2 separate regions of the Mus musculus genome follow, and region 1 is linked to region 2. Evidence: chromatin loops called from intact Hi-C (ENCODE). Cell type or tissue: left cerebral cortex. All regions are shown on one strand. Each heading gives the region's core, and the rest is flanking DNA. Links, peaks and the distances in the headings are about the cores only. Region 1 overlaps Sptbn1 (spectrin beta, non-erythrocytic 1). Region 2 overlaps Rtn4 (reticulon 4).

Region 1 (15,616 bases), core at 3,354-11,353, 400 kb before region 2:
AAATCTATACTTTTTCATTTGAGCATGGTAGGTTTATTTTTCTGCATTGATTCCTCTTATTAATTCTTTGTGTTAGCATACCAAGTGAGAAATCACATGTCATTTTGATAAATGTATTTCTATTTTTTTCCGTCATTCCCCTGTCTACCACTGCTTACCCCATGTTCCCTGACTCCACTTTCCTTCCTTTTCTCAGGTGGTCCTACTTCTGCCTAGTAGAGACTAAGTCCTTCCATTTTGACATGGCAGATCTTCTAGCTCCAGCACGCTGTGAAGTGGCTTAGCACTAAAACAGCTTCGAGGCTGTTGAGAACCAGGGAAACAGCGAGACTTAGTAGTGTGCTCCATCTCTCCTTTGCCTTCTGATTCCTAGTTTCCTGATTAGTCTTAGTTCTTGCCGTTGAAAAACGGTCATCTCTTCCCTCCAAATGGATGTTCCCGGAGAAGAAGCTGGTTTTGCCTAATTTTCTTAATCCTGAGAAGGTCAGGAGTTCTATTCTTGCTTATTGAGAGCAAATGATCAGTACAGAGTCAGCAGAAGGCCAGATGGAGTATATTCTTGACTTTGTGGCTGTGTAGTTTCGACTGAATCCAATGGGAAAGTGAATGGGCAGAGGCTGTATTCTAGTAACTACCTAACCCCCTCCCCACGACAAAAGGTCTAGACGTGGCCCAGGTTCAGGTTCAGGTGAGTATCAACCTCACCATGCTCCAGTACTTAGGACTTACTCATCCTCTTGACCACCATTGTCTTTTGACTGCCATCTGGAGTCTCACTCAGTTCTTGCCTCTTCTCTGGCTGTGAGTTAATTCACCTCTCTGTGCCTGGGTCTCCAGCTGCTTTGGGGATTGAGATGATCCTTGTAAAACAGTTACATCTGTGAATGTGTCCCCGTTACTGATTTTAACAAATGCTAAGGGAGGTTTTGAGAAGCCTAGAGACAGGTAAGAACTAGGTCCTTCCCCATTTACTTTTAAAACTGTAGGATGCTTAAGACAGAGTCATTCCCTGTTTTTTTCATTAAATACTTTTGCCTCATGAGACTGTTGAGGCTTAATACCCACAGCCAAGAACCCAACCCAAGTCTGTTGGATTCCACCTACCTCACCATGTCACTGTAAAGTAATTAAGAGCCATAAAAAGAAGTGTGGCCCTCCTGCAGGCACTGACCCACCAATATCTTACAGAGGCAGTAATAATCTTGCGTGGCCAAGGTGGTCCTGAACTCTTGTGTGAGCTTCATTGTGCTAGCTTCTCCCATCTTCTCACTGAGAGACCCTATTAAAAAATAATAATAACCAGAGGCCCAAGAAATGACGACTTAAGAAAACAAGGAGATTGATTTTCAAGTAATTTCCTACAGCTTGCTCGTGATAATCTGATTTACATACCTTAGCTGTAATTCAGAATTAGAGACAATGAAAATGGACATCCAAGGATAAGGTAGTCAGGTGCAATGGTGGACACATTTAGTCCTTATACTTGGGAGGCAGAGGCAGATAAATCTCTGAGTTTGAGGCCAGCCTGGTTACAGAGTGACTTCCAAGACAGCCAGGGTTAGATAGTGAGACCCTGTCTCAAAAGAGAGAGAGAGAGAGAGAGAGAGAGAAAGAGAGAGAGAGAGAGAGAGAGAGAGAAAGAGAAGGAGGAGAGTATAAAATAGTCACTATTTTTTTTCTATGATGACAAACCTCCATCATTACCTAAAGTGATAGCCTGTTTTTGTTTTTCACCCTTTGACACAGAAAGTAGTGTTCAGCATACTGTCTGTACTTTTAAAACAATATTTGGTGTATTGTAGGGCATGCATGCCTCAGCAGTACATTTGTAGGTCCAATGACAGCTCTGTAGTAGTAATCCCCTCCTATCATTGTGTGTTCCAGTGTTCACCTGAGGTCATCAGGCTTATATGTTAAGTGCCTTTACCTATTTGTCAGCCCACCCACTCCCACTTATTTTTAAAAGTTAGGCTGGCCTGGAATACACTGTATAGCTGAGGATGTTGATGATGGGGATTATAGGTGTGTGCCAGCACACCCAGCCAATCAAAGTATTTCTCACCTTGGAATATATCTAGATGTGTCCCTACTCAGCTCTGTCTTCACATCCCAGGCTACAGGACTTCCCTATGTTCCTGTAGCATTTTATTTCTTTCATTGTTCGAACAGTACTTAATAACGGCATTTAGTAGGTTTGGGGTTTTGTGACTTGGCTCTACCAGGTGAAAAAAGAACGTATTAAGAGGCACAGACCCGGCAACCGATGGCTCCTTCCCATTGCCGTTTATGGTGACACCGTAAGGAAGGGAAGGGGTGATGGTGGCAAGGCCACAGTAGTGAAACCTGGCTTTTCTCCCCTGTGGCTTCACAGGTGAGGCAGCTGCAGGAGGATGCAGCTCGCCTCCAGGCAGCCTATGCAGGGGACAAGGCTGATGACATCCAGAAGCGTGAGAATGAGGTCCTGGAAGCCTGGAAGTCCCTGCTGGATGCTTGTGAGGGTCGCAGGGTGCGGCTGGTAGACACAGGAGACAAGTTCCGCTTCTTCAGCATGGTGCGTGACCTCATGCTCTGGATGGAAGATGTCATCCGGCAGATCGAGGCCCAGGAGAAACCACGGTAAGGCTCCCTCCCGGCCACAGAGGTGTGGGTGTTCAGGGAAGAGCTCTACTGCTTTTGTTCTCTACCACACACCGCTGCCATGGAAAGAAGAGCCATGGTGGTGCTCATTTCCTCTAGATTCTCACTCCCACACCCCCACCTTCCCACTCAGGCATTTTGGAGTTCTTTCTCTGTATCTTTGTTATATTAAAAGTCTCTGTGTCCATGCATATCACAAAGGTGATGTTCACCCTTGGCATTTGTTTCAAGTGTCCGGAACCGAAATGATTAGTGTCTTCCCTTTAGTTTGGTTTCTTTCAAAGCAGTGACGATTTTAATAGATAAGTAGAGGCATCAGCTTCCTGAGTGTTTTCCTCCACATCTGGCTTTGTGTTTCTTTATGTCTCAACTGTTCCATCAGGTTGTGCTTTGTTGGAACTGCCTTTGTGCCTTCTCGAAACAGTGTCTGCCTGCATTGCATCTTGTATGCACTTAAAGATGCCTTTCTTTGAAAGTTACCGAGTTAGCCAGTCCTAAGTTAAGTGTTACTGAGATTTAGTGATTTGGCCTGAGTTTGGGCTGCAAATAAGCCCTAAAAAAGACAATTAAGCTGTCAGTTTCCTTCAAATTACGAGTTTTAAAACCTACATGTTTATTTGAAAAGCTCCATCTCTTAAAGGTGATGTTACTTTCTTATAGGGATGTGTCATCTGTTGAACTGTTAATGAATAATCATCAAGGTATCAAAGCTGAAATTGATGCTCGTAATGACAGCTTTACAGCCTGCATTGAGCTTGGGAAATCCCTGCTGGCACGGAAACACTATGCTTCTGAGGAGGTAGGATGCTGCTTTGGGACCTGGTGTGAACTCAGCCAGTGTTGGCATGTAAAAGGATTTTATTTTGCAACTGTGTCTTTGAAGCCTCCCACAATCTACAAGGATTGATTCCAGGACTTCTGTGAACACTAGAATCCATAGATGGCTAGATACCATATGTGAAATGACATAGGGCTTATTCATAACTTTAGAACATCTCTGGACCCTGTGTAATACCTAACACAGGGTAAATCACTGCTGTACTATAGTAAGGAATGACAAAAGCCAAGTCTACGTGTTCAGTGTAGTTTCAGTTTTTCTAATATTTTCATTCTGTGTATTTGTGTGCTTGAGCACAAGGCCTACTTTAACAGGGCCTACAATACACGTGCAAGTGAGTACGCTTCTTTACATCATTTTGAAGCATATTCTGTCTGCCTAGAAAAACTGTTACATACAACTGTAGACCCAAAACTGGTAATTGTTTGTCCAGAGATAATTTTTGAGGGGTCCAGGTATAAAAACAGCCTGTGAACTCATCAGTGGGATGGCTCTGGCTATCACTCAACTCTGCGTTGCATTTGGCTGATGGCTGCAGCTCTGGTCAGAACGATGGCACTGATGTCTTTTTTGTAGCATCCTTCACAGGAATGGATGTCTCTCAGAAAAGCCAAGGCTTTGTCGGTATTACTGTCCTTCTCTTCATAAACGTTAACTGTTTCAGGAAGCCCCAGAGTCTATCGAAATAGCACACAGTTTGCTACATCAGCACAGGCAGCTTTGAATAGAACTCCCACCCCTTCTGGAAAACTAGCCATGTTTTTCTCTCCAGGCTCAAGACATGAAATAATACATTTAAGCTGATACTTAGCAGCTTAGGGGAAAATAGATTTTCTTGTACCAAGTGCTCATCCGGGACAGACACAAGGTTGCAGTGTTTTATTAAGGCCCTTGTTTTTGTGCAGATCAAGGAAAAGTTACTGCAGCTGACAGAGAAAAGAAAAGAAATGATTGACAAGTGGGAAGACCGGTGGGAGTGGTTAAGACTGAGTAAGGACATGCGTTCTTCATTTGCTTTTCTGTTCTTTCTGTGTATCCAAGGAAATACATGCGTATACAAGTCTGCTTTAACTAATGTTATGTTATTACTTAATGATTCTGAAGTTTTAAATGTTTCTTTCTCAGTGTATTCATGCTGAATATTGTTTTTTAAGAAGGTGGAAAGTGAGTTCCAGGATAGCCAGGGCTGTAGAGAGAAACCCTGTCTCAAAAAACCAAAAAAAAAGAAGAAGAAGAAGAAAAAGTTCTTGGGGCTGGCTGAAGAGATGGCTCAGCAGTTAGGAGCACTTACTGCTCTTCCAAAGGCCCTGAGTTTGGGTCCCAGCACCCAAGTCAGAGGCTCACCTCCTGCCCAGCTCCAGCTCCAGAGCATCTCAAAATCTCTAGCTTCTGTGTGCACCTGTACTCAGATGAGTGTATGTGCACACACACGCACACAAAATAAAAGTATGCAGGGTGTAAGGGTGTACACCTTTAATCACTCGAGTCAGAGGAATACGGTTCTCTGTGACATCAAGGCTAGCCTAGTTTACATAGCAAGATATGAGAACAGACAGGAATATGAAGAGAGTGTCTCTAAAAAACAAAAATAAAATAATAAAAATAATCACTTTTCCCCTTCCTCTCCCTCTCCCCCTCCCTCTCTCCCCTCTCTCCCCCCTCTCCCCATCTTCTCTTTCCCTTTCCTCTCTCCCTTCCCTCTCTGTGTAATCCCAGTTTACCTGGAACTATGAGCCCTCACTGGATTTAAAATGTATTTAAGAATAGTACCTCATGGTTGATTTGAACATTAAAAGTAGTTCAATTCAAGCTTTTTTTATTTTAATCTATATTATAACAAGCTGTGTTGATACTTTAGACTCTGTCTTGTATTCTAGCCTCATTCCTATATATTGTAGACTCTTAGTAAAAACTAAAGTTGTGTAAAAAACCCAATTGGGCCCAGAGCCCTCTAATGTTCAATTTGGGGCCATTCTGTTATTGAGGATTTCATTTGCAGATTTTGAAAACTCTGGGGCAGTTTCATTCTGTGAGGCAAAACCTGTGTCGTACCTGCTGTGAACTGGATACCAGGCTACAATCTGGGTTACAGTGATGATTTGCCTGCTACCTACCTTAAAGAATTGACAGTTGCCTAGTTTCTTGTCAATTGATAAGTTGTGGGGTCCATCGTAATCTCAAAGTGAGATGGCTGGCCTGTTCTTGGCTCAGTGATAGTCCACACAGTAGGTTCTTATCCAACTGGCCCCAGACTCTGCTGAGTGAGATGCTGAATGTGCGCTGGCAGTCTAGCTAAGCCAGGTTCTAATCCACTTCCTCATAACTGCATCAGGTGGAGAGCTTTTCCTCACATGGAGGACAAGGACCCTGTCTTCCCCCTTTGTTAGTATTCCTACCCTCTCAATCCCCCAAGAGAAAACTGGATTTCAACCTAATACAAGCTTCTATGTGGGTTCCTGCCTCACCTGCATAGTCTGGCATGAATAGGTTGTGTGTCCTGTGAGGGCTCAGAGATCTGATCTCTTAGAATTAGGGCCATATGACCAGAGTAAATTCTAGACCTGTATAGTCCACCTGAGAGCCACTGTCCACATATGAGTCTTGGAAAATAGAAATCATCTTAATTTTTGTAGTATGTACTTATAAATTTTAACCTGTATTCTTATTTGGTAAACAAAAAAAGTGTTGTGTTAAAATAGTATTCTTTTAATATATTAAGTTAAATCAAAATCCAGTTAAAGTAATTACCCCTATTCTTGCGATGTTCTTGCCTGTGTGGCTCACAGTGTTTACATTTGATGGCATTTGGTATTATAAATGATAAGATGGCTATGCTTAGAGCAGTGCCATTGTGTGGCCCTGTGACAGACACTCACTCTTGATACCCTCTGCAGTTTTGGAGGTCCATCAGTTCTCAAGGGATGCCAGTGTGGCAGAGGCTTGGCTGCTTGGACAGGAACCATACCTATCCAGCCGTGAAATTGGCCAGAGTGTAGACGAAGTGGAGAAGCTTATTAAGCGCCATGAGGCGTTTGAAAAGTCTGCAGCGACCTGGGATGAGAGATTCTCTGCTCTGGAAAGGCTGACAACGGTAAGTGTCTAAGCATGTCCGGCATAGTACTTCACCTATTTTTGTGAATTTTAGGAATCACATGGACACCAGATCATATCTTGACCTTGGATTACTATTAAATCATCGCCATTCCAGATAATGCCTCTCTCTGCCAGCCAAAGCTTTACTGCAGAGCTTGGGCACTGGTCTTTCTTCTTCTTCCGAAACTTTTATTCTCATAGAAAATGGACTCTTGCTGTCAGTACTTCCGGGGTGGGGGAAGGGAGTATGACTATGTATTAAAACAATTCTTTTACAATATATGAACTGCTCATGGACTGGATTTGTTTCAGGAAGACTACTCTGTGGCTTTAATTATTTTTCCCTGTTTCTCTACTACAATACAGATGGCTTCCTTGAACATTTTTGTGAGCCCATGGTAGGTTTTTATTGAGACTTCATGGAAAGTCTGACTTAAACCCCCCAGCAACTTTTCCCTCTCAACAAAGTTAAGAAGATGCAGAGTTAATTTTGAAATCTCTATTCCCAGAGGAAAATGAACCAGCCAAAGGATTTCCCAGCAAGGGGTAGACAGCTGTCCATTCCCTACAGTTTTAGCTTGTAGCTATGGTGCTCATGGACATAATGCCATTGTATTTGGAGTGTTGACCTTTGAGGTTGTCCAGTATGAACCATTGTAGAAAAAGTCTCCTGGGTTTCTAGAACGTTTTTCTAAAGCAGCAAAAGTCTTAGCCTTGATAAACAGCAAGCTGTTCTCCTGTAGTTGGAGCTACTGGAAGTGCGCAGACAGCAAGAGGAAGAAGAAAGAAAGAGGCGGCCACCTTCTCCGGACCCAAACACGAAGGTTTCAGAGGAGGCTGAGTCCCAGCAATGGTGAGGCACTGGAAGCATAAGAGGCTAAAACTTAGCTGGTGTGGTGGTGCAGCCCTTTAATCCCAGCACTCAGGGGGCAGAGGCAGGCGGATTTCTGAGTTCGAGGCCAGCCTGGTCTACAAAGTGAGTTCCAGGACAGCCAGGTCTATACAGAGAAACCCTGTCTCGAAACCCCCCCCCCAAAAAAAAAAACAAACAGGCTAAAACTTTGGTTATGGTGGCGAGTGAGATTATGGGGCATCTGTCTTAAGTCTTGTAGAGCCAGGAAATACCCTTCCTGTCCAATGTCTCATCTATACTATTGAGAATCCTGTAGCCATTGCCAAGTGGCAGTGGAGAACAGTCACATGACAGAGTGAAATGCAGAGGAGGACCACCAGAACACACAGACACAGTCTCTGGGTGACTCATTGGATAGAAGCACCACTGGGATTTCAGGCCAGCGATTCTGTGTTAGGGAAGAACTGATTTCCTATTTGCAGAAGGCTATTGGTGGGTTGTGAGCTCCATGAAAATGTCTAAAGTGGATTTATAAGATAGGGGTGGTGACAGAGTGTTTCTGAAGGCTTAGGGACTGTCTAAAACACTTAGAAGTGCCAGATGTAACAGCATGACATTGTGTGGAAGAAGGTGTTCACGCTTGGTTTTTCCTTTTCTCTTCCCTTCTTTCTCTTCCCCTTCTATCTTTCCCTTCGCTTTTCCAATCTCACCCTTACAGGGATACTTCAAAAGGAGACCAAGTTTCCCAGAATGGTTTGCCGGCTGAGCAGGGATCTCCACGGGTTAGTTACCGCTCTCAAACGTACCAAAACTACAAAAACTTTAATAGCAGACGGACAGCCAGTGACCATTCATGGTCTGGAATGTGAAGTTCACTACCATTTGTCAAGAACCACTCTGTCCACATCCTTTGACCTTTTGGCTTCCACGTCACCCAGAGTGTTAAAATTTTTACTTAATTCATAGCTGTCCTTGATTTCATATTTGTTTGCATTTAATTTATGTTTCTTTGGATCCTCATTGCCTCAAAGCAGCATACTTAATTTTTGTTTATTTATTGTGAGCTTTTTACTTTAAGATTTTACATGAGTAATCAAAATTAAATTATAGCATAATGAAATTAGACTCTTAACAGGTACGGCACACACAAGTTAATAGTACTCTGCTATAGGTGCTATGTTACTTACAAGTATTATTAACCTATTGGCTTCCATTGTATAGTAGTTTAGTAACTATGAAGACTGGTTTGTAAGGAAGGAAACGTTTACTACTAAGGTTAGGCCTGCAGTTGCTCTGGAACATTCCATGGAGAATGCATTCATCAAACGGCCCGAAAGAAGCTACATTTTGTTGGGAAGCTGGATAAGTTTTAGGTGCAGGACCCCAAATGTTCTGAGACCTTTGGGGCCATTTATTACTTTGTACAAGCCCAATAATCCTCTCTTTTCTGCCAAGTCCTCAACCCAGAAATGTAGGCTTCTGTGCACCACACGGCACAGCCCACTGATTGCTGCCACCGGCTCTGTCTTGGTCAGTGTTACCACTGCCAGCACTCAGGCTGTGGCAGATGCCAGCAGCTCTTACCATCAGTCAGAGTCTTCAGGGTGTCAAGCTGTTTTCATTTTTTAGGCAAATAGAACAAAAGCCATTTTGGTTCATCCTGATCACTTGAATGATAGACTCAATGCCCTGTGCCTGGCAGGGAGCGCTTGCAGAGGTGTCCTAGCCTTAGAGGGCTACTTCAGTGTCTCTACTGACAGAAACTCCTGTATCTCAAATGGATCTCGAAGTTCTCTAGTAAGGAGTCCTAAGGATGACATGTATTGGGCCACTAGCAGGGATTGAAAACATTTTAAAAGAAATCCTTTTTCTTAGGAGTAAAAGCTGGTAAAAGGGGTGACTTCCTGGTTCTGATCAAAACCAGACCAAACCCTCATTTCAGCAAAGCCTTGCAAGACACTCCCTTGCTCATTTGCCATATTTAGATGTCTTAGTGGAGTCAGAGCCCTGTTTGGTATGTGTTTTTCATGCTAAGTCTAAATTGTCTTTTCATTTCATGATGCATTTTTTCTCTTTTGTCAGGATAACATCATATAGCATCTTGTTTGTTTTTCCTAATCTCTATGTACATATCTATCTACCTGTAACCGTAGATAGGTATCTAGATAGATACCAAGCTTTTAAGCTCTGGGCTACTATGCATCATTATTGGGTCTCTGCCTTAAAACACATCCAAATTTATATTAGAAAAAAAAAAAAACTGTATCTTTTTCTTTGGTCACTAAGATCCCCTGACCATGTCTTTATGGCCACAAATTATACTGTGTCACTGATCATATATATGTGTGTGTGTATGTATATGTATGTGTGTGTGTGTATATATATATATATATATATATATAGCCACACATGATCATACTTATATATGATGTTTCCATATATGTGCTGTGTGTTTAAGTTTTGTATCATCCAGACTGATACCAAATTTTAAGGTTTTTTTTTTTTTAACAAAGACAATACACACATAAGCACATTAAAACAGGAATGCTATGATACTGTTTAGCATTTGCTCTGCTGCCTATCTTTCTCTGTTTTTAATTAACAATTGGATTTTATTGGAAGAAGAAAAAGCAGTTTCATTATTTTGGATGATGATGCAGAGACTCATGTTAATGAACTCGAAAATGGTGTTGCTTCATGTACTTTGAAAACCAATCAGGTGTTTCCTGCGCTACTACTTGTCATGTTGCATTCATGTTCACATCCTGATTTCACTGCCTCAGATGTGCCTGGCCACAAAGCACTCTGAACTAATTCCTAAAGAGAAGCAACAATATGTGTATGTGGGGGGGTTGATCACATACATGTACCATCGTGTGATCATAGTACTATGATTTGCTTTTGACGTCTGTCCTAGTGATGTGTGTTGTCTGCTGGCATGCTTGCAGCACATGTCCATTAAAGGTCATTTTGTTTATTTGTTGGCATGCTTACAACACATGTCCATTAAAGTTCATTTGGTCCTTTTATTTTCATTGTTTTCTTGGTTAGTGATTTCATTTGCATAAACATTAATTATCTCTGCATACTGGTGTGGGGTTTTCTCTTTCCTTCTAACTCCAGAGAAAAAAATTTTTGCTGCAGAATTCCCATCAGAAGAGACTTCTTGTCTTCAACTTCCTTGAAGTGTGACCAGCTCTGATAAATTATAGCCATTTCTAGATAAACTTCTGCCCACCCAGCCACTAGTGGTTTCCGCGTCAAAGCTGCAGCACTAAATTTTTTTTTACCTGGTGTCTGTATGTACTAACCCATGTTTCTCTCCACTCACACCGGCTCAGCCTTCCACACCAACTCACATGTGCTCCTTACATGAGTTTCCTGAGATTCCACTAGAAGAGATTTGTCAACTGTAAGACCCCTCAACATTCTTTTGACTTGGGCTTTGATTACTTTCCCTCCCCCAAAATAGTGAAAAGGGAATCCAGGTGTAGTGGGGATACTTGGCAATCCTCGCCACTGGCAGAAGCATTGGGAGTTTAAGCCCATCCTGGGCAACAAAGCAAGACAAAACTAAGAGAGGAGGGGAAAGAGTGGTAGCCTGTTGCTCAGACCATGCCCGCAGGCTGCTGCTTTCACAGCCAGGCCAACTAAGCACTCTGTCCCCCACCCCGTGTCTTTCTGCCCTGATAATCCATTTACCATATTGGCATGAGAATAGAGAATTTTAATCAAAAACAACCTTAGGATTGCATAGTCTCCAGTCAAACCCTAAACCTTGGTGCTAATTATGCTAGTTTACCTAAGTTTATAATTCCAAACGCTTCTACAACGTTCTCATTACTATTTTTCCAGAAAATTAGCTTTATTTACAATAAGCAGGCTCCATTAATCGAGATAAGACCTAAGCAAGAGAGTTGACAGATCTGAGTTTTGCAGTGGGAGTGGCCAGTCTACCGCTTATACTGCGAAGGTTGCTGCTAACTGGGTGTCACTCTGACTCTGGACAGCAGTGGTGGGGGACTATAGCTAATGACTGTGCCATTGATACTTCCATGTCTGTCTGTGTATGAGGGGTGCAGGTTGTCTGTAATCTACTAAAGCATCAGCCACACCCAGCTTTAGTAACTTGCTAATCCATGCCCTGGGTATATCAGCCAGGGGCTGCTACAGTTAATGGTACACAGTTGATGGTACACAGGCCGAAAACGATAATGAATCAAGACCCTACTACATTTCCAAAGCCGAAAAACCGTGTGGGTTACAATTTAAGTGAGCTTGGGAAGGAACGCTCCTGAAGACGTCTCCAGACTGAAGGGTCAAAGCCGCTGGAAGCCTGGCTGTCTCTGGGCTCCCGTCTCAGTGCAGCAAGGCACCGTGATCAACCACCCGTGATGGGGAAGGCCCTGGTTCAGTCTTTGTTTGGGGGTAAATAGCTGTGTGGTGTTGAGTGACTGTGATTGGCTTTTTCTTCAGCTCCTTTAACACAAACTACAACCCACTCACAATCAACCTGGGCAGATGTGGTTCAGTTGATGTTTGTGGACTTGCCTCATTTCCTTCCAGCTCTTAAGTTCCAAAGTCTAACGGGGATGGTAGATGTGAAATGCATGACTGTTGTTCTAATTTCTGCATGTGTTTATGGTGATCTGGAGAGGAGGGGTGTGGGAGAAGAACTAGGGAGCCTCTTTCAGAAACCAAAGGTGTTTACTTGTTGCATCTGGGGGAATGCTGTATAGTTCTGATAGGATTGTCTCTCCATCTGTTTGTGAATGCCCTTTTGCTTCAACTTTAGCCCTTCTGATGATGCCCTTGGATGTAAGGTGGCTGCTGTATAACGTCCACTCTCATACTTAATATGTCTGATTGTTTCCATTGTCTTTGTGTTTTAAAGTAACCGTAAGAGGAGATGATCTGAGTATGTTAGTGAGAATGGAGTAATCAGAGGAGTAGAGTGCAGTAAAACTCATACTGGCATTTCGCTTTTCTCATTTCCCCGCAAGTGGGTGGGCATTAATCCATTCCCACCTTCTAATGTCCTTGGTGTCCAAAGCTGGCTTTGCAGGGTGTGCACTGGTTTTACTGCACTGCCTCCATCTGTGCCAGGCATTTATACACAGCCACGTGTGCGAGTCAGAGCGTATGTGGTCCTCTCTTACTCTCGGGTTCTCTGAATGGCCCCTCTGCTGTCCCTAGATGGCAGGAACCATGGAAACGAGTGAAATGGTCAACGGTGCTGCTGAGCAGAGGACAAGCTCCAAAGAGTCCAGTCCTGTTCCCTCTCCCACCTTGGACCGAAAGGCCAAATCTGCACTTCCAGCCCAGAGTGCTGCCACCCTGCCAGCCAGGACCCTGGAGACACCCGCTGCCCAGATGGAAGGCTTCCTCAATCGGAAGCATGAGTGGGAGGCCCACAATAAGAAAGCCTCGAGCAGGTAAAGGCAGCACGTGAGGAAAGTGGGGAGGGAAATCACCCGTGGGAAGGTGGCCCAGGGTCTCGCAGGATTGGCATTCAGAAGGTCAGAGCTTGTCATTCTTGTGTGTACAGTGTGTTGAGAATCGGAGTGAGAGTGACACTCAGCTCAGGAGATGTAGCTGGCAGGAATCGCAGGAGTGGCCTGAGGCTTGTCCTGAGGAGGCGCTCACTAGAGCAAAGTTGAACAGTCTCCTGAAGTGAAGTGACCTCATTGTAGGGTTCCTAGTAGGATCCGGCTTTCACAGGTACTCACTCCTCCATATGAGTCTTGAGATGACCATCTCCCACCAGTCTCTAAGTTTATTATTTAGCTGATGAGATAGTAGTGACTCTGAGAGGTTGTAAAAAAGCATACTTTTTTAGACATCTAGTAAATAGTAAAACTGAGATGAAAACCACATCTAATTCCAAAGCTGGTACAACTTAGCTGGTCTGCCATATGTCTAGATTACTGTACATGTGGAGTGTCTACTGTACAAAGGACTTGTGTCTGTGTTGGATAAGGTAACGGTCTGATGTTCTCATTAAGTTATCGTATACTGACAGTTTGCCCCTTGGGTATTGTTGGCACACACCTGAGTGTAGCTCCCCAAAGGGATACCATAAATACCAATGGCCCTGGATCTACCCTCTTGTCAGTAGCTGAACCCCAGAAAGAATGTCACTAAGTCTGGGGGAGATTGTGCTTGAGAATAAGGAGCCTTGTCTGTGTTCCTGAACATGAGTGAAAAGCTTCAAAGGCCGCATGTGATAGAAGGGACAGCAGCTCACGTGTTCTCTGATGCAGAGCCGTATCCCTCCCCAGCTGCGCCTCAGGCATATGCGCTGTTCCAAAGAGGCTGAGTTCAGGGCTAATATTTGGTATAGGTTCAGTTTAGAGAGGCTTTGAATAAGGGGTAGCCTGTTTGTGAAGATCTTTCAGCAAAGGTGAGCGCAGAGCCTTAATACTTCTTTCTCTGCTGTACCCACTCAGGTCCTGGCACAATGTATATTGTGTCATAAATAACCAAGAAATGGGCTTCTATAAAGATGCCAAGAGTGCTGCTTCTGGCATCCCCTACCACAGTGAGGTCCCTGTGAGTTTGAAAGAGGCCATCTGCGAAGTGGCCCTTGATTACAAAAAGAAGAAGCACGTGTTCAAGCTAAGGTAAGAGTTTTCAAGCTCATGGCTGTCTGGGTGTGTTCATCTCACAGAGGTTGGCTTTCCCGCTAAGGTACTGTGATGGCCGTGCCTCCTCCTACCATTCTCAGTCCCTAAGAAAGTGAATATCCAGTCTGCACACAGCCTACTGAGACTTGCTGGATTAATTCTGAGGAACCAAGGTCACTCTTCCCTGGGCCTGGTTGTGCACCTGGACCCAGAGGAAAAGGAGCCTTCATTTCATGACCTGGAACACACTGTTCCCCGACACTGCTGTGGGCCATAATTGTCACAGTATATAATGGGAGCTTTAAAGTCCCATTTTGAGTCCTTCTGGCTTATGCAGACTAAGGAATTACCATGTTTGCTTCAGATAGGTACTGTGAGTCATCCTAGAGCCTGAGGAGACAAACAGGAAGTACTTGGGTGGGACAGGCCATCCTCCCCAGCTCTTCCCACACTTCTGCATCCAAATGACTCCTCCTTGTGGAAGACACCCCCTCACACCACATCCACACGCATGCTCCTTGTGTTTGGATATTGGCAAACCATCTCATTTCTCAAAGTGTAAAAAGATAAGGCAAGGGGGTGAGAATGTGCTCAGTGGCAACAGTTCCTGCTGCCAAGCCTGATTATACAGCTTTCCTTCTCAGAACCCACGTGGTGGAAAGGAGGAAAGGAAAGGCTCTCTTGCAGGTTGTCTTTTTGACATTCACGAGTGTGCATACATACATATATTTTCAAAATACATTTTGTCATGAGAGTCCCAGATAACTTGACCTCTTAACTGTTCCATCTTAGCACCCCCTCCATGGACCTCAGAGTCAGTTCCTACTGCTGCACCCATAGTACCAGACATCACAGTGCCACACTGATGGCCTCCTGGGTGTGACTGCTTTCATTTCCATAAGAAAAATCTAGAGGTCTTTTTTTTTATTGTCAGTTGGGTAACTCTAGAAATTGCAGATGTGGAAGACACAAACTCAGAAGCTAGAATTTCAAGAGTACTCACCTTTTTTGAAGTTTTCTCTTGAATTCATTTCTGGTCAGAAATTAAGAATCCAAGTGGTATTGGCCATAACAAAGCCAGACCTTTCAGAGGTTGAATTTTTTTTTGATCCTTCTGTTGGATTAAAGCACCAGATTGCCTGTGTATATTGGATTTATCTGGTGAATGTGTGACTTCATAATGACCAGGGGCCATTGTCGGGCCAGTGCACATCTCCAGGCCTGGTCATCAACCCATGGAGAGCTCTATTGACATCTCTGAGGTAAACCCATGGCCTGCTTGTGACCCACCCTAGATAAGGGGATCATGGGGTTTTGTTTGGTTGGTTTGGTTTGGGTTTGTTTTGTTTTGTTTGTTCTGTTTTGCTTTTTGAGACAAAGTTCCTCTGTGCCTGGCTATTTTGAAAATCAAGCTATAGACCAGGCTTGCCTCAAACTCACAGAGATCCACCTACCTCTGCCTCCGGAGTACTGGAATTAAAGATGTACACCACCATACCTGGCCTGTATTTTTAATTTATATTTTTTAACTTTCTAATATGAAATTGTTACCTACATAATTATAAAATG
Region 2 (15,616 bases), core at 3,744-11,743:
TTATTATTACTACCTACTTTAAACATCAAACCAATACAACCTGGCCCAGAGCATCTTGTCATAAAACCCCAGAGAACCTCAAAACTGGAACCCTATAAATCACACAACAGAATAAAAACTTAAGAGGCAGTTTCATACCTAGTCAAAATCAAAACATACTAGAACTAAGGTGTGAACCCTAGATTGTTTTCCAAATCTGCCCAATTATAAAATGATGACACCAGATTGCCAGGCCCTGTAGAGCTTGTTTTGATAGGATCACAGGACTCTTTCTTGTGAACCACAGAGAAGCTTCAGGAAACCTGACCTAGACCGTCTAACCTTCTATCATCTTTGAGCCTACAAATCTATCTGTCAACATTATCCTATACAGTCTACTCTACCCAGGAAATTCTAGTCACTGTATTAACAGTGTCTTCTCAGTGCTTCTAAAGCAGGTGTGATTGGAAAGGAAGGAAAGACTATGGGGTTGGGAAGGGAAAGGAGCCCCTTCCCCTGGTGAGGCCTCTTACCAACTAAGAATCAAGAATTCCAACATACTTAACATCTGTAATTTTTTAGGAATCTCATCAAAAGCCCACTTACAAACAAAAGGGCATGTCCTAACCCCTGGTGCAATCCTAAAGTCCTGACTTTATCTTATTAGGTTTGAGCCCATCCAAGGAACTATCATATCAGACAGTCTCTAACCTCATGTATAGAAAAAGTTTCTGAGCAATCCTTTGAGATGTACCTTGAGAGCCACCAAAATGCACATGCCTGCTGCTAGTTCCAATTCTTTGAGAACTGTGAGCACAGTATGCTGTATTTTCTTCCCAGGCACCTCTTCCTGTTAACCTCTTCTTTTGGTCCTAAGATTCTTTCCTGTGGTGTTGTCTAAAAAAGAACTTGCAGGTTGCCCTGGGTTACTTGTGTAGTTGTCTCTGCTGCTGACAGTTACGTCATTCTTCCCCCCAACTGACCTAGACTCGCAAGTCTTCCCATCTTAATCTAAGTTTTCCATATAACCTCAATAATGAAATATTAGATTTCATTTGTCAAAATATTCTGCTAATGAACAGAAAATAGCAAGACTGTAACAACACCAATTATAATACCTCTTTGCCTAAAGGACTAGATATCTAATAAGCAAAAACAAAAATCACCCAAACAGCAAACACATTTAAAACTTCACCAAAACAAAAACAAAGCCAGACATGAATCAGAATATTTGTTACTACTGACAGCTTTGGGAAGGGAGTCTGAGAGCACAAGAATGCAGGTATGGGGGACCAGGTCTAAGTAAGTATATATATTTTAAGTTTACCCGTGTAGACACCTCAGGTTAGGTTCCTCACTTTTTCACAGTAAGGAAAAACCATTCACCTCAGGCATCTCAGTGGTTTCTGATTTAAACCTCACTATATAATCTTTAGCATTAGCAGCTGATACAGGAAACACTAAGATGTAACAGCACCTAGATAAGGAAAAAATAGGTTGGTCTGATTTACTCAGACAAGGGTTAAAAACAAGAAGAAAAGTATCAGTGGACCAGATTTACAAACAAACAAAGCCAGGATCGGCAGAGAGACTCAAGAGTGATTCTGAATTTGTTTAAGGGTCTTTAATAGTTAAGACTATCACAAAAGATAGATTCTACTGCATCTTAATTTCTGTCTTTATATCCCTACATTATCTTATAAGAGCTTAACATTTTAATACTCTACAATTGAAGTCGTTCATGCAGAGACTTGAAAGTTGCAGGATGGGCCCTACTGTGGCTTCTCACCCACTTTATTATCTCAAGTATCTTTTTACTTACCAAAAGCTAGCACATTGGTTCACTTCATTTTTAATATTTATGGATAAGCTAAAGAAAAGTCCTTTTTTATTAAGCTTTTTAATGAAATCCTTTCTTAAAGCTCACAGCTGTTTTCCCCTTTATATTGAATACATATGAATTCAATGTTAAAATCACCTTTCCCCCACATTTTTTTTTTACTGATTGGTTTTGGTTTTGGTTTTAAAGCAGGTCACTGCAGCTAGTCAGCTACAGAAATGTTTATCTCAGCCACTTAAAAACAGTTCTAACAATTTTTAAGACAACTTATTCTAGACAGTCAGATAAACAACTCACTCTTGCTTACTCGGTCTCTCTCTCTCTCTCTCTCTCTCTCTCTCTCTCTCTCTCATTACATAGCAGTTGTCAAGCTACATAATAAAGTGCTATTGAAATATTCAATAGTCGATATTTTACTACTACTTTGCAGGCTTAAATTCTTCACAATGAATCACTGAGATTTTTAAAAATCTGAGTTTTCAAGGGGGAGGACGGGGATCAAGATCATTAATTGGTTATTACAAGGACAAAGGTTAGTAAATTTGGGGATACATTTAAAACTCTGTATACATCTGAATAGTTTCAAGTTACATAAAAATTAAAATGCATTCAAGTAAGAACTTCAAATGTTCACTTTAGATTTTCAAAGATACAATGCAATTCTGCTACCTACAAACCTAGGGATAGATCTCAGGCACACCAGCTGAGCTTTATTTAAAGTCATCATGAAATGTCATCACAGACTACAGAAGAATGTAATGTTTATTATACATTCCTCACACCAAAGTGACCAACAAATGAGATGTTAATCCCATACCAATTTCAACGCGCAAGATTAGAAAAGAAACAACAGACACGTCTAAAATTACTAAACCAAACACCAGTGAAAAAGAATATGATATCTTTCCTGCACACAATCAACTGTAAAAAACACCAGAAGCAGCTGTTTTATGTTAATCTTAAGCATTACATGATCACAGGCTCCGCTTTCAATCCCGAGTATATCTAAACTACAAAGCTTACCCACAGAAATCTTACTGGTTACATAAAAAGGAGTAAAAGATTAAAAGACATACCCTTGTCCTTCCAACGTTTCTTCTGATCGTCCATTTCTTGCCACGATCTGCCCTCCAGCAGCAATTACAAATTATGCATACTAACAGAAAAGCTGTAAATTGCAAAATTCTCCCTGAGACATGAGATACCCGTTTGCTCAACCTAAGCCTGCAGTCCCGGCTGAACAACTGGAGTCACCTGATGTCTTTGGGGTGTGGAGCAAGCTGACGCAGTACAATCTGTAACTAGGCTGCTAATACCCAGACATTAATGCTTTCCCTTCTATCTGCTCATTGTCTTAGCCATTTGCTTGCTGATCATGCCAAATGGAGCTACCTTTGCAGGGAAGGAGGCAGCTACCAAAAGAAAAGACTCTCTAACAGAGCCAACCGCTAAATATACCTGAAACACACAGAACTAAGTCTGCACCCACAGACTTGACTTTTCTTTATTAGGGACAGTTCAATTGTGCTGCTGTTTCAGTTTTACTTGAAACTCTAAAATCAACAGTTAACCCACAAGACAGAAATGGACTAATCCAAATGGGTTAATAACTTCAATTTCAAGGTTGTGAACTGCCTTTTTTTCTGGGTTTACTGAGGCTTAGAGAACTCATATTTTGCATCCTGGAAGGTATGATCAGGTTTTTTTTTCCTTTACATTTCTAAAAATCTAGATTCCTCCAAATCTAGATTAATTGTTACCTGTTCCAATTCAATCTTTTAATAAATACTCAACTACCTACCATTGCAATAAATCTTTGGCTGGGAGAGAAACGGTCATGTACTAATAACTATATCATTTACCCCATGAAAATGGCACAATTTAATAGCCATAAAAATAAATGGTTCCAGAATTTCCCATTTTTTCAGAATTTATTAAACTTTCAGTCATTCCAGTGTGTCTTTCTAATGTTCTACAACTGATTTTTACCTGATGCTAAATTTGCCTAAGCAGAAAAGGAAATGAACAGTGCCAATTTAATCAGCTAAAATATATTTAAATACGTATGGCATTTGAAGATGTAATATATATAAAATCAATGCATAAAAGTACATGCATCTCATGGCTGTAACCACACTGAAATGGGGATATCTTCCTGAAATATGCTCACTTATGTGGGCCTGCAAAACCTTGCAAAATCCTTAAGTGTTCAGAATGCCAATTACTCATTTTTAAGTCCCTCTTGCACAATTATAAATAAAAGCAATTTTAAAAGAATTCTGAAGTATTTCTAACTTTACTTGCTGAGACCTTATATGATATAATTATTCTGAGAACACTGTCACCACCATATTACATCAAAGATGAAATTGTGTGACCTCTTCACATAACGGTTTAGCATCCAAAACTGTTCAAAGAATACAGAATACTTCCAGGACAGTATTTTTTAAATGAACTCTTTCAAACTGACAGACAAGGACGGGGAGTATAGTTAACTCGTAAAGTGTATACCTAACAGGCTCAAGGCATGGGTTCTAATCTGAGCTCCACTAGAACAAAAACACCAGAAGACAGTAAATAGTACCTTCAAGTTACATATTCTCTAAGGTAAACATATTCAGCATATATGTAACTCACATATTTATAATACTTCACTTGTCTGCTAATTTTAAGGTGCCAAGAATGTGTGTGTAATAATCCACTCATATGAATATTAAATGTACTTTTCATACTGTAAGCTTTTATTTAAGAAAGCAAATTAAAAGCCTTAAGTTAAGTTTTTGCAGAATGATAATCAATTCTTTAGTTTTAGTTATTACAATTTATGGTAAGTATAGAGAAAACTAGCTAACTCATAGGTACCAGCTGACATTTTTACCCACTTCTTTCTCAGTGTTTTAAAACTGCAGTTTTTAAGTTAGCCAAGCAAAAATATTTTACTCTGAAAAATCAACGAGCAAAATTTATGAGTACACAATTTATGGGTCATACTTTCTCATTAAACTTCATCTAAATGAATTTAAATACCAACCTTTAAAGAATAAAATTCTCTCAAGAATAGTCCTCAAATAATACACATGCAAACCAACTGGCAACGTGATGCTTTGAATATCTGGTGTAGTATTCTATTTTCTCCTTACAGAATGCCAAAGGAAGAGTCACAGATCAAACTTGTAAATATAATGCTAAAAAAATAAAACCAAAGACCTGCAAGGTCTCCAACTCACTTCTAAAGAGTACGATGATCTAAAATTACCTACTTTCAATGTCTCTCTTACCTTAGTCAAAACACTTTTTTTTTTTTACAATGCATGGTTAACTAAGAAAAAATATAATTAAATAAGTTGCTAATAAAAAAAATCTCTGATAAAGTAGCATGTGTGAGTTTTGGGGTTGTTTTGTTTTGTTTTTTCAAGACAGGGTTTCTGTGTAGCCCTGGTTGTCCTGGAACTCAACTCTGTAAACCAGGCTGACCTCGAATTCAGAAATCCACCTACCTCTGCCTCCCAAGTGCTGGAATCAGGCATGCGCCACCACTGCCTGGGGAGCATTTTTTTTTTTTTTAAAGTTTGTATCTATTTGGAAGGATTTTAAGCACAAGAGAACTGTCTCAAAGCAGATGTGAAAGCCCAGAATGGTACAGACCTTTAAACCAGCATTGGGAAAGCAGTCAGGTAGCATTCTCTGAGTTCAAGGCCAGCTAACATTATATAGTTATGTTTGTTTCAAAAAAGAAACAAAACAACCTAGTTAGTAAGCCCACCTGGTGTTCACCTCATCCTGCTCTCTCAAACTCCTTCCACTTCTTTTACTTTTAATGCCAGCAAAATTTTTGGTTTGTTTTGCTTTTCCCTTCCCCTTCTTCCCCTTCCTCTCCTTCTTCCCCTTTCTCTTCTTCCCCTTCTTCCCCTTTCCTTTTCCTTCCTTCCTTCCTTCCTTCCTTCCTTCCTTCCTTCCTTCCTTTTAAATTTCCCTGTGCCTTTAAAGATTGAAAAGAAAAAAAGGAAAAGGAAAAGGAAGGAAAAGAGAAAAGAGAAGAGAGCAGCCATTTACTTTGCTTGTATATTGTTTTGGGAAGCTACGATTTAGACGTCTATTAATAATGGAGAGCCCGAATCTTTTATTAATATGAAACAGTGACAGTTACACAGCAGTCTTGAAACTAATTTTAGAATTCTAAGCACACAGAGGTACAAAACTAGATGTTTTACTGCTGAGAGACATTAACAACCATAAACCCTACCATATGCTGTAATCTAATGCCCTCTATGGACTAAAAGTCAGTACTTCAACAATGGTGAACTCAATATTCAAAAATGGAATAGGATTTGAAATCTAAAAAATAACATTCAAAATGACAAAAAATTGAGCATTTTCAAACTCTTTTAACAACATCACATAGCAATTTCAATATATGAATATTAAAATCCAGAGAAACTGAAAATGTTTCTCTTGCACCAGGAGGTTAAATCAGAATATGATGGGAATAAAAATAACTCTGCAAGAATCCAGACAATTATAAATAAATCAGAACTAAAAGTAAAAATAAAAGAGTACTAAAAAATGAAACAGGCTTTCCTTTGTGAAGTCAAACTGACATGCCTCATCAAATATGAGACCTTGAATGCAATGACCTCGAATGCACAAGCATGTGAGAGAGAGAGAGAGAGAGAGAGAGAGTGAGTGAGTTAAAGACCCAAAGTATTTCTAAACTTACAATTTAAAAATTAAGTCATTAGGCCTTTTACCTTAACAGAAACACATCTTCAGGGTCATTTCAGAATGCTTATAGCATAGCTCAAGTATTTAATTCTGTACAAAATGTCAAAATTCAAAATAGTTTATAAATTTGTTTTATAACAAGTGTGAAATTTTGTGACCAGCCACATTTATTCAGTATGGTTACTTATCAAATATTCCATAGAAATGGTTTTACCATTACCCACACTAGATGGCACCAACACCCAAATCTGCATTTGATTGCCTAACCAACCACTGGGAAACTAGCAAAAGCTATTCTCAATCATCCAACAGTTGAATGGTTGCCTGGCACCAGGAGGCTAGATCAGAATATGATGGGAATAAAAATAACTGCGACAATTATAAATAAATTGGAACTAAGTAAGAATAAAATTAAGAGTAGTAAAAAGAAAGCGGCTTCCTTTGTAAAAGTCAAACTGTCCACTGATGTGTGCATAAAAATCTTAGAGAGAGAAGACTTTGCACCCTGCACATAAAAACAAGATCATAGAGCATCAAAATCGAAAAATGAACAAAGGTTAAACAAGCAATTCATAAAAACTAAAGCACAAATGACCAATAAATGCTTGAAATCCTGGCTTTGGTAGTAACACACAGGAAGGTAATAAAAGGCATTTAAATAAGAAAGGAAGTAGTTAAGAAAAAAAATCCTATTTTCAAGTGTTACAATTCTATACATCAGAGACCCTCGAGACTCCACAAGAAGGCTGATAATCTGATAAACACCTTCTACAAAATGGTTAGGATTCAAAGTTAGCATTAAAGATACAGTAGACTGTCTACATACCATCAAAGGGCACACTGAACAAGAAACAATGTGGTGAAGAGCATTTAATCTTGCACTCAGGGTATAGAGGCGGGAAGAATTAAACTCATGGCCAATCTGATTTACATAGGGAGGGTTCCAGGTTCCCCACCCCGCTGCACAGAGAGAACCTGTTTCAAATTCTAAAACCCTTAGAATAAACCTAACAAAGAAAGTTAAAAACCGCTGGGCGTGGTGGCGCTCTCCTATAATCCCAGCAATTGGGAGGCAGAGGCAGGCGGATCTCTGAGTTCCAGGCCAGCCTGGTCTACAAAGTGAGTTCCAGGACAGCCAGGGCTATACAGGCTATACAGCCCTGTCTCGAAAAACCAAAAAGAAAGTTAAAAACCTCTACCAACTTGATAGCTCACAACCATCTTTAACTCCAGCTCCAGGAGAGTCAATACACCCTGACCTCCCTGGCACCAGGAACTCATGTGATGCATATATAGAAGCAATACAAGCAAACACTCATACACATAAAATAAATCTGAAGAAACCCAAGTAGTTGGGCACACCTGTGGAGGATTTTCTTGATTTGATCATTTGAGATGGGAAGACCCACCTTAAACCTGGATTATCTGAAGGTGGAAAAAGATTCACCCTAAATCTGGGCCAGCCTGCATAAAAAGCTTTTGCTTTTTGCTTCCTTAACCTCAGTCTCTCTGGCAAGTTCATCTATCCCGTTACTAAGGCACTAATACCCCTGGTGGTATTAGAATGTACTTCTGTGAGGTTCCAACATAGACTCAAGACCTCTGAAGGAATTACCTGAACGCTGCAAAAGATTGAGATGGCTAAGACTTTCAGTTTTATAACCAGATCCTTGGCCTTTCTTTCAAGAGATAACCATTGTTGGACTACCTGGACCACAGCCTGTAAGCTACTTGAACAAAACCATGTGTTGTGTGTGTGTGTGCATGCCAAAGTTACATGAGAACAAAGATTTTTGTCTCCCCCACTCTCAAAGAAAAGAAATACAGGATAGTACTTCAAACAACCAAGCCAAAGCAATTATAAGTACCTGCTTTTAATAGATGTTTATTGTAATTAAGAAAAATATCAAGCAGAAAAATCTAATCTAACTTCATTCCTTTTACAGTAAAGGAAGTCAACATCTATCTAGATGTGAGAAAGACTAGAATTCATGTCATCCAAATTATACAAACACTTCCTGTGAATTTTATGGAATATACACACTTGTTATGTTGTTTTGTTGTTGTTTTTTTTTTTTTTTTTTTTTCTCCAAGACAGGGTTTCTCTGTGTAGCCTTGGCTGTCCTGGAACTTACAATAGCCCAGTCTAGCCTCAAACTCAGAGAATCTGCCTGCCTCTGACTTCCAAGTGCTAGGATTAAAGGCTTACACACATTTGTTAAATGCAAATTATGTTCTATTCCTCTAGTGAGAATGGACATAGCAGCTAATGCTAAGTTTAAAAATTACTGACAAGCTGGGCAGTGGTGGTGCAACCCAGCACTCATGAGTCTGAGGAAGGTGGATTTCTGAAAATTTGAGGATAGCTTGATCTACAGAGCAAGTTCCAGGACAGCCAGAGCTACACAGAGAAACTGTCTTAAAAAAAACAAAAAACAAAAACAAACAAAAAAAAAAAACGACATGGGAATGCTAACTTGATCACTGGAAAGTTATCAAATTATCACACAGTACCCTAAATATATAAATATGGCTCAGAAGTTAAACACCTTCCACACAAACAAGCATCAGTCTGCCATCTTAGAACCACAAAAAGCCAGATGGGCACAGTGACCCACCTGTAATCCCAGCATATGGGAAGCAGAGATAGGGTCCCTAGAACAGACTGGCTAGCCATATGTGAGACCTGCTTCAATGTAAGGTAGAAAGTGGTTGCAGATGATTCCCAACATCAACCTCAGGGGCACACACATATGCTGTCTCTATCTCTACATACATACAAGGGAGGAAAAGGTTGAGCTAAATGATTTTCTTGAAGATATTGTTTCCTTAAAAATCAGCACCAACCCATTCCTCAGCATTTTTATTTAGCCTTCTAAGGCACTGCTGCTCTTTAATCCTTTTCATTCCAAACTAGGGGCTATAGATCCTAGGTTTACCAAAATCAAACTAAGAACATATGACTAGAGTTGAGTTTTGGGAGGTAGCATGAAGTTAGAAGGCGATTTCACAGGTATTTCAATACTGCCCATATGCCTGCTTCTCCCTAGCCTTACCGCACCGTGTTATCATGCATGTTTACAGTTTCCCCTAGGGCACGTTAACATGCTGCTTGAAACCTATTGATCCTGAGCCATCTCTTCTAATCCTTCATTTTTTATAAAGCATTCCTTCTTTCACTTCCCATTCATTAAAACCTCACTCTCGCCGGGCGTGGTGGCGCACGCCTTTAATCCCAGCACTCGGGAGGCAGAGGCAGGTGGATTTCTGGTGGATTTCTGAGTTCGAGGCCAGCCTGGTCTACAAAGTGAGTTCCAGGACAGCCAGAGCTATAAAGAGAAACCCTGTCTCGAAAAACCAAAAAAAAAAAAAAAAAAAAAAACAAACAAACAACTCTTCTTTGACACTGCTTTCCCTGTGGTGCTTCTAAAATCAAGGCTGCTTACTTTCCCATACTTTGCACAACTGGAGACAAGGCAAGTCAAGTACTCTGCTGCTATCTAATGCTGCTTCCCGATCTAGACCATCATTCTAGAAGCCTGGCTAGGTCACACTCTATCTTTTCTTACTGCTTTTGTCTATTCTCCCCATCAGTTACCCAAAAGCCTTTTACCAAAGACTCTTGTCCTTGTTTGTTCTTACACCTTGGGAGGAGGGAGTGTGCATGCGTGCTCATTTAAGTACATCATATAGATGCCACAGGTTGTTTACTGAGACAGGATCTTTTTGCCCAACCCTGAACTTACTGACTCAGGTAGTCTAGCTAGCAAGCCTGTCCACTTTCTGCCTTCAGTATGCTGTAGCTGCAAGCTTTTATGTGGGTGGGTACTGAGGATCTGAACTCTGGCCATATACTTTTATCAAGTGATGTATTCCTGAACCACTTCCCCAGTCCCTTGTCCCTTACCATAATGTCTACCTGAAATCCTGTCATTATTCTAAGCAGCATATGCAATACGGTCACCTCTTGGCCTCAGCAACTTTCTTAATGGCCAAACCTTGGTCTCGGAGCTGCTTTTGCAGTAAAATTCTAAACTCAATACCCAACACATACATCTTACTATGTTTCCCAAAACATTCTAAGAGTCACATTTTTCTTCCTAACACTTTTGGTTCTTAGACCTAATCTGGACCTACAATTCACTTCATCTACTACTCTCTTTCTATCAACTTCCTATTCACTTCAACCTGGATGCCAGCCCATCATTTCAATGACTTCAAACTACTTCATTCCTATTATTCTCAACTCTCTTGGCTCACTGTCCTTCTACTGGCCCATGTAACAAAACAGAACTACCTCAAATAAGACCTGTTACATTCTCTGATCCCATATCCAGACTATTTAGCACATTGAAAGTCACTGGGCAGAGGGTATAGCTCAATAAATAATGCACTTGCCTAGACTGCTGTCACAAAGCCCTGAGTAAACTCTTAACACACTGCCCTTGCTTCCTCTAGTTGGAATAATTTCACAGTTACTTTGCCAAATATGTTTCAACTTATTCTCGGCAAATACCTCACACACTGCTTTAACATTAAAATCAACCAAGTCCCTCAGTTTCAGACACAAAATCCTCCCTAGCAGTATCAATACGCATCCACAGATTTCTTTCTACCCACTACATGCAGTATTCTTTCTTCCGCTACAAAGCCAACCCCTTCACTTAAACTCTAGAGTTTACCCTGGCATCTATGTACATTTTAACTATTAACTATTAGCACCTATTAACTGATTCTCCTAAAGTGAGTGGGGAGGAGAATCTCCTCTTCGATTCCATATTCCATTCCTCTGCTGGCTAACATTTTTCCTTCTTGTTCTTGTTCTGTTATCAAAATTGAGTCTGTCTGCGTCTTGGTTGCACGTACTTACTTCCCTCCTTTTTCAATCCTTAGCTCTTAACGTGTTGCCCATTTATCTTTGCATTCTGATTTTCCCTTGTTCCTATCTGTGGCTTTAATTTTTAGCTCCAAGTTCATGGCAAATTATGCATGTAATAGCCAGACAAGTTGTTTCAAAGTTTCTTAGATATGGCATTAATAATTCTCAATACTCAATTAATAGTCTCAATACTAATATATTCAAATTAAATTAATCTTCTCCCAAACCCATTTTATTTTCTCATGTGCCCCCACCTTTGTTTCTCATGTTGCTAACTTGCACACATGACAGGCACCCAGAATCTTGGTACTTCTCTCCATATCCTCCCAACAGGAGGATGATGCCGGATTCATTATCTGAATATTCAGACTCTCCTCTTGTAACAGAATTAATTTCTATACTCATCTGATGCTAGCTGTCTCTAATATGTAAGTAAATACAACATAACTGCTACTAGAAAACACAGCTAACAGAATGCCAAGTTTAAAAAAAAGCATTCAAAACAAGCATAGCAAATGTTGAGTCAAAAGTATAAATGAGGGCTGGTGAGATGGCTCAGTGGTTAAGAACACTGGCCACTGGAGGCTCTTCCAGAGGACCTAAGTTCAATTCTCAGCAACCACATGGTGGCTTAAGGCCATCTATAAAGGGATCTGATGCCCTCTTCTGGCATGTAGGTATACATGCAGACAGAGCACTCCCACACTTAAAAATACATAAACAGAGCTTTTCATAAATTGATAGCATGTTTCAGTAATTACTTTCTTTAAAAAAATCTATACTTAGTATTTCTAGCCTCATACCTCTCACTAGAAAAATAATGTATTTTATGTAAATACCAAAAGCAAGCAACAGAAATGGTCATCTTTTGCAAGTTTGTCATGAAATCATATCTAAGATAAAAATAAACATATATGAAAATATTGTTTTAATATCCCTTGCTTGTCACAGCAGCAGGAAACACTGAAGAAAAGAATGCATCATGAAAGATAATTTTACTAATTTTTTCCTGGTTTCATTGATGCAAAACTATGGAAAAGCCTACAGTAAAGATGAGTGTTAAGTAGAAGTGAGGTGGGAAGAAATAACATAAAACTTTTGTATTCTTGGTTTTTGCAACAAATTCACAAGAATCCTTTTACTTTGAACTCCTGATTGCAGTTGAGACTATACTGTACTACCTGGATAGAACAAACTTTTTTTCTTAATCATTCTCTATTTTAGATTTTTTGTGTATGAGTGTTTCACCTGCACGTGTGTGTGCATGTGGATCAGATGTGTCTGTTGCCCATAGAGGTCAAAGAGGGCATCAGATCCCTTAGGGCTGGAGGTATAGCCGATTGTGAGAGACCACATCGGTGATGGGGAAGCGAACTTAATTAAGTCTTGTAGAGGGTAAAAGATCAGCAAGTGCTCTTAGCTACTGAGCCATCTTTCCAGCCCCACAGAACTAAAACTGAACTAGTAAAAAAGATTCTCATCAACATGACACAGTAGACATGATACATTATAAATGTTATGTCACAAAACGTTATCTGTATTCCATAGTAAACCAAGAAGTTGGTGAGACGGTGCATGGATTATTACCTGAAGTTTTATTCAGCTCTGCTGACAATACAGCTGTCAGGGATCTGTCCTCTTTCTCTGTATCAGAAGGAAGTTTTTCCTCTGCTTCTTTCGTAAGTACTTTGGGTTTAACTATGTTGCCCATTTCTATTTGAGATTCCAAAGCAGAAACATTTGGAAGCAATAAGGGCACCTTAGATACACTGGACCTACTTTTGGAGAATTCATCTGAGACATGTGCTTCATCTTTAGGATATGTATTCTTGAAAGAAAGGTCACAGGGCAATTCTGAGCAAGGCAACGAATTGGCCCCGCTCTGGACATTAGCAATTTCACTTTTGTTGGATACTTCTAGGTCAGTGTACTCCTTAGGAGAATCATCTTTAGCACTGACAAATGTGGGAAACTCATCTATTATCTCAATGGGAGATGAATCGGAAAATGTTTCACTTTCTTTCATTTTGTCTTCCTTAGAAGAAAGTAAGTCATCATTGGAATAAATTGCAGTATTAAACTCTTCCATTTGCAAAGAAATTGTCTCCTTTTTGGTCAATGTTGGAATTTCATTAGATGCAGCATCTTTTGTAATATGTAAATTGGGCTGAAAAGACTCTAAATATGGCTTTCCTACCTCCTGAGGTGAAGCACTAAGTCTCTCCTTATGTTTGTGTTGTGTTACTGTCTCAGACACTTCAGTGAGACTCTCCTTCATTAGCATCACAGCCTCCTCTTGTGTTTGTGGGACTTCAGGAATTGAATCATCACTAAATAAGTCAACTGGTTCAGATTCGGGTGAGGAATCATCCACGAGCTCACAGTGATCAGGCACCGACTTCTCAAATTTTGCTATTTCTGAATAATTAGAGAACTCTGGACTTGGCTCAGTGGAGAGCTTTGTTTCTTTAATTAAATCACATGCAATGGATATATAAGGAGCTTCTGCTTCCTGAGCAGCTGCATTAAAACTTTCAGGCTCTTTAATTTCTTCCTTTGAGTCCGATGTTTTTAGTGCTACACTCATGGCTTCTTCATATGGTGGGGGATTTTCAGGCTCAAGCTTTATACCGTCATAACTAACTGGAGACGGTACTTCTAGTGGGGATGCACTGGGCTGCGCTACAGAAGCACCAGTGCTTGGAAGGAGAGAATTTAATGGCGCTTCCATAACAATATCAGGCAAAACTGGTGACGGAGTTGCTTCAGCTTCCTCAAATGATGGGCAAAGCTGTGCTGTGGGGTAAATTGACTCTTGTATAGCTTCTGATGTCTGGACCAAGTCCACTTTTGTTTCATAAGCAATCTTTGTACCTGTGGCTTCGTTCAGTTCACTTTCACATGCTTCCTGAACTAAATCTGGCGTTAGACCTTCAGGCATGGTTGCCACTACTGCCTCAGTCACCTTTGATAAATTATCTGTTGTGACATAATCTGCCTCAGAATCATGTATTGCTACAAGGAAAGGATTTGACGTTTTGGGGCTAGTCTTCTCTGTTATAATTTGGGCCTTCCTTTCTTCTATTTTTTTTTCATCTGTTTTGTTTTCTGAAGTGTGATCTTCTAGCACAGGGAAAATGTTTGCTGCAGTACTCTCGGTTGCTGAGCTAAAGGAATCACAGGTGATGTACGCTCTGGAGCCGTCCTTCACAAGTTCTGGGGTCCTGGGGAAAGAAGCATTCTCATTTCTGCTTTCACTATCCTTCCCATGACCTTTTTGCTCCAGGCTATCTTCAAAGCATTTTTTGTCCACTTTACTTTCCATATTAGCTCTAGCAGCCAGCACATCCCTACTTCCCTCATAAGTATCTTTCACTTCCCATGCTTGTTCAAATGGCTTAAAATCTGCATACTCTTCCCTCACAGGTGCTACCACTGACATTTTCATTTCATTAAAAATGTCCATTGTCTTTTCTGGAGACATAACTCCGTCTTCTTTAACCACTTTAGTAAGGGTCGCAGGTGACTCTTGTGGATTATGAAGGGCTGCACTACAAACTAAATCCTCTTTGTCTTTACTCCTCACAATTACTTCTTCCTTAGTGTTTTCTACTAACATGGCTGACTCTCCTTTTGGGGAGCCATTGAAAGATGATCCCATTTCTGAGTATTCTAATACTGAAAACTCTGCTGACTCTCTATTTACAAATGGATTTGTTGCCCTCTCTGGCAATTCTCTAGAAGCTTCATTTAAAGTTTCTTCAATAGTTCCTTCTGTGGATGCCACTGCTGATAAGTTACCAAGGTATCCGTGTTCTTTAAAAGAAACAGTTGAGAGAGGAGATAGAGAAGGAAGAGAGGCAGCAGTTTCAAACAGGACAGATGGGAAATCCTCTTGACCAGACGAAACAGTGTTACCTGGCTGCTCCTTCAAATCCATAATTTTTTCTGTGGCCATGGATAGAAAGGAAAATTAGAGAATGCCAATGTTCTCAGAGCTAATGCAAGTATTATGACATATTAATAAAAGTGTTAGTAAACATTTATTATTAAATGAATATGAATAGCATTTAGTTAATAAATACAGACTTGGATCATTACTGAAAATATGAACTATTGTCAATTTTAAAGAGTACATGGCTACTGTACAACAGTTAACAATGTTTATAGCCAAGTGAAGACTCTAAATCACTACA

What was found. Hi-C counts contacts between places; a loop is a spot of excess contacts. Peaks named below come from ENCODE experiments on the same cell type or tissue, not always from the same donor. Only the 100,000 strongest peaks of a DNase experiment are listed, where the experiment ranks them.
Region 1: it touches region 2 in a loop (5-fold over the local background); 5 of 42 quality-filtered maps call a loop at or near these places.

What each region holds. Positions count from the first base shown.
Region 1 is chr11:30,101,676-30,117,291 of GRCm38, reverse strand. It overlaps Sptbn1 (spectrin beta, non-erythrocytic 1), which reads left to right. Exons shown (of 35, transcript NM_175836.2): 26 at 2,372-2,616; 27 at 3,298-3,436; 28 at 4,381-4,465; 29 at 6,370-6,566; 30 at 7,312-7,421; 31 at 8,140-8,203; 32 at 12,618-12,856; 33 at 13,871-14,044. Among named protein-coding and RNA genes, the nearest start is that of Eml6, 83 kb to the right of the region's middle. In left cerebral cortex, for the core only: no CTCF peak of the experiment used is centred there; DNase peaks (open chromatin) are centred at 3,483, 4,077 and 7,803.
Region 2 is chr11:29,706,162-29,721,777 of GRCm38, reverse strand. It overlaps Rtn4 (reticulon 4), which reads right to left. Exons shown (of 9, transcript NM_194054.3): 3 at 13,008-15,368. Among named protein-coding and RNA genes, the nearest start is that of Rtn4, 21 kb to the right of the region's middle. In left cerebral cortex, for the core only: CTCF peaks have their summits at 6,078 and 6,765 (motif pointing right); a DNase peak (open chromatin) is centred at 6,791; H3K27ac peaks cover 457 bases.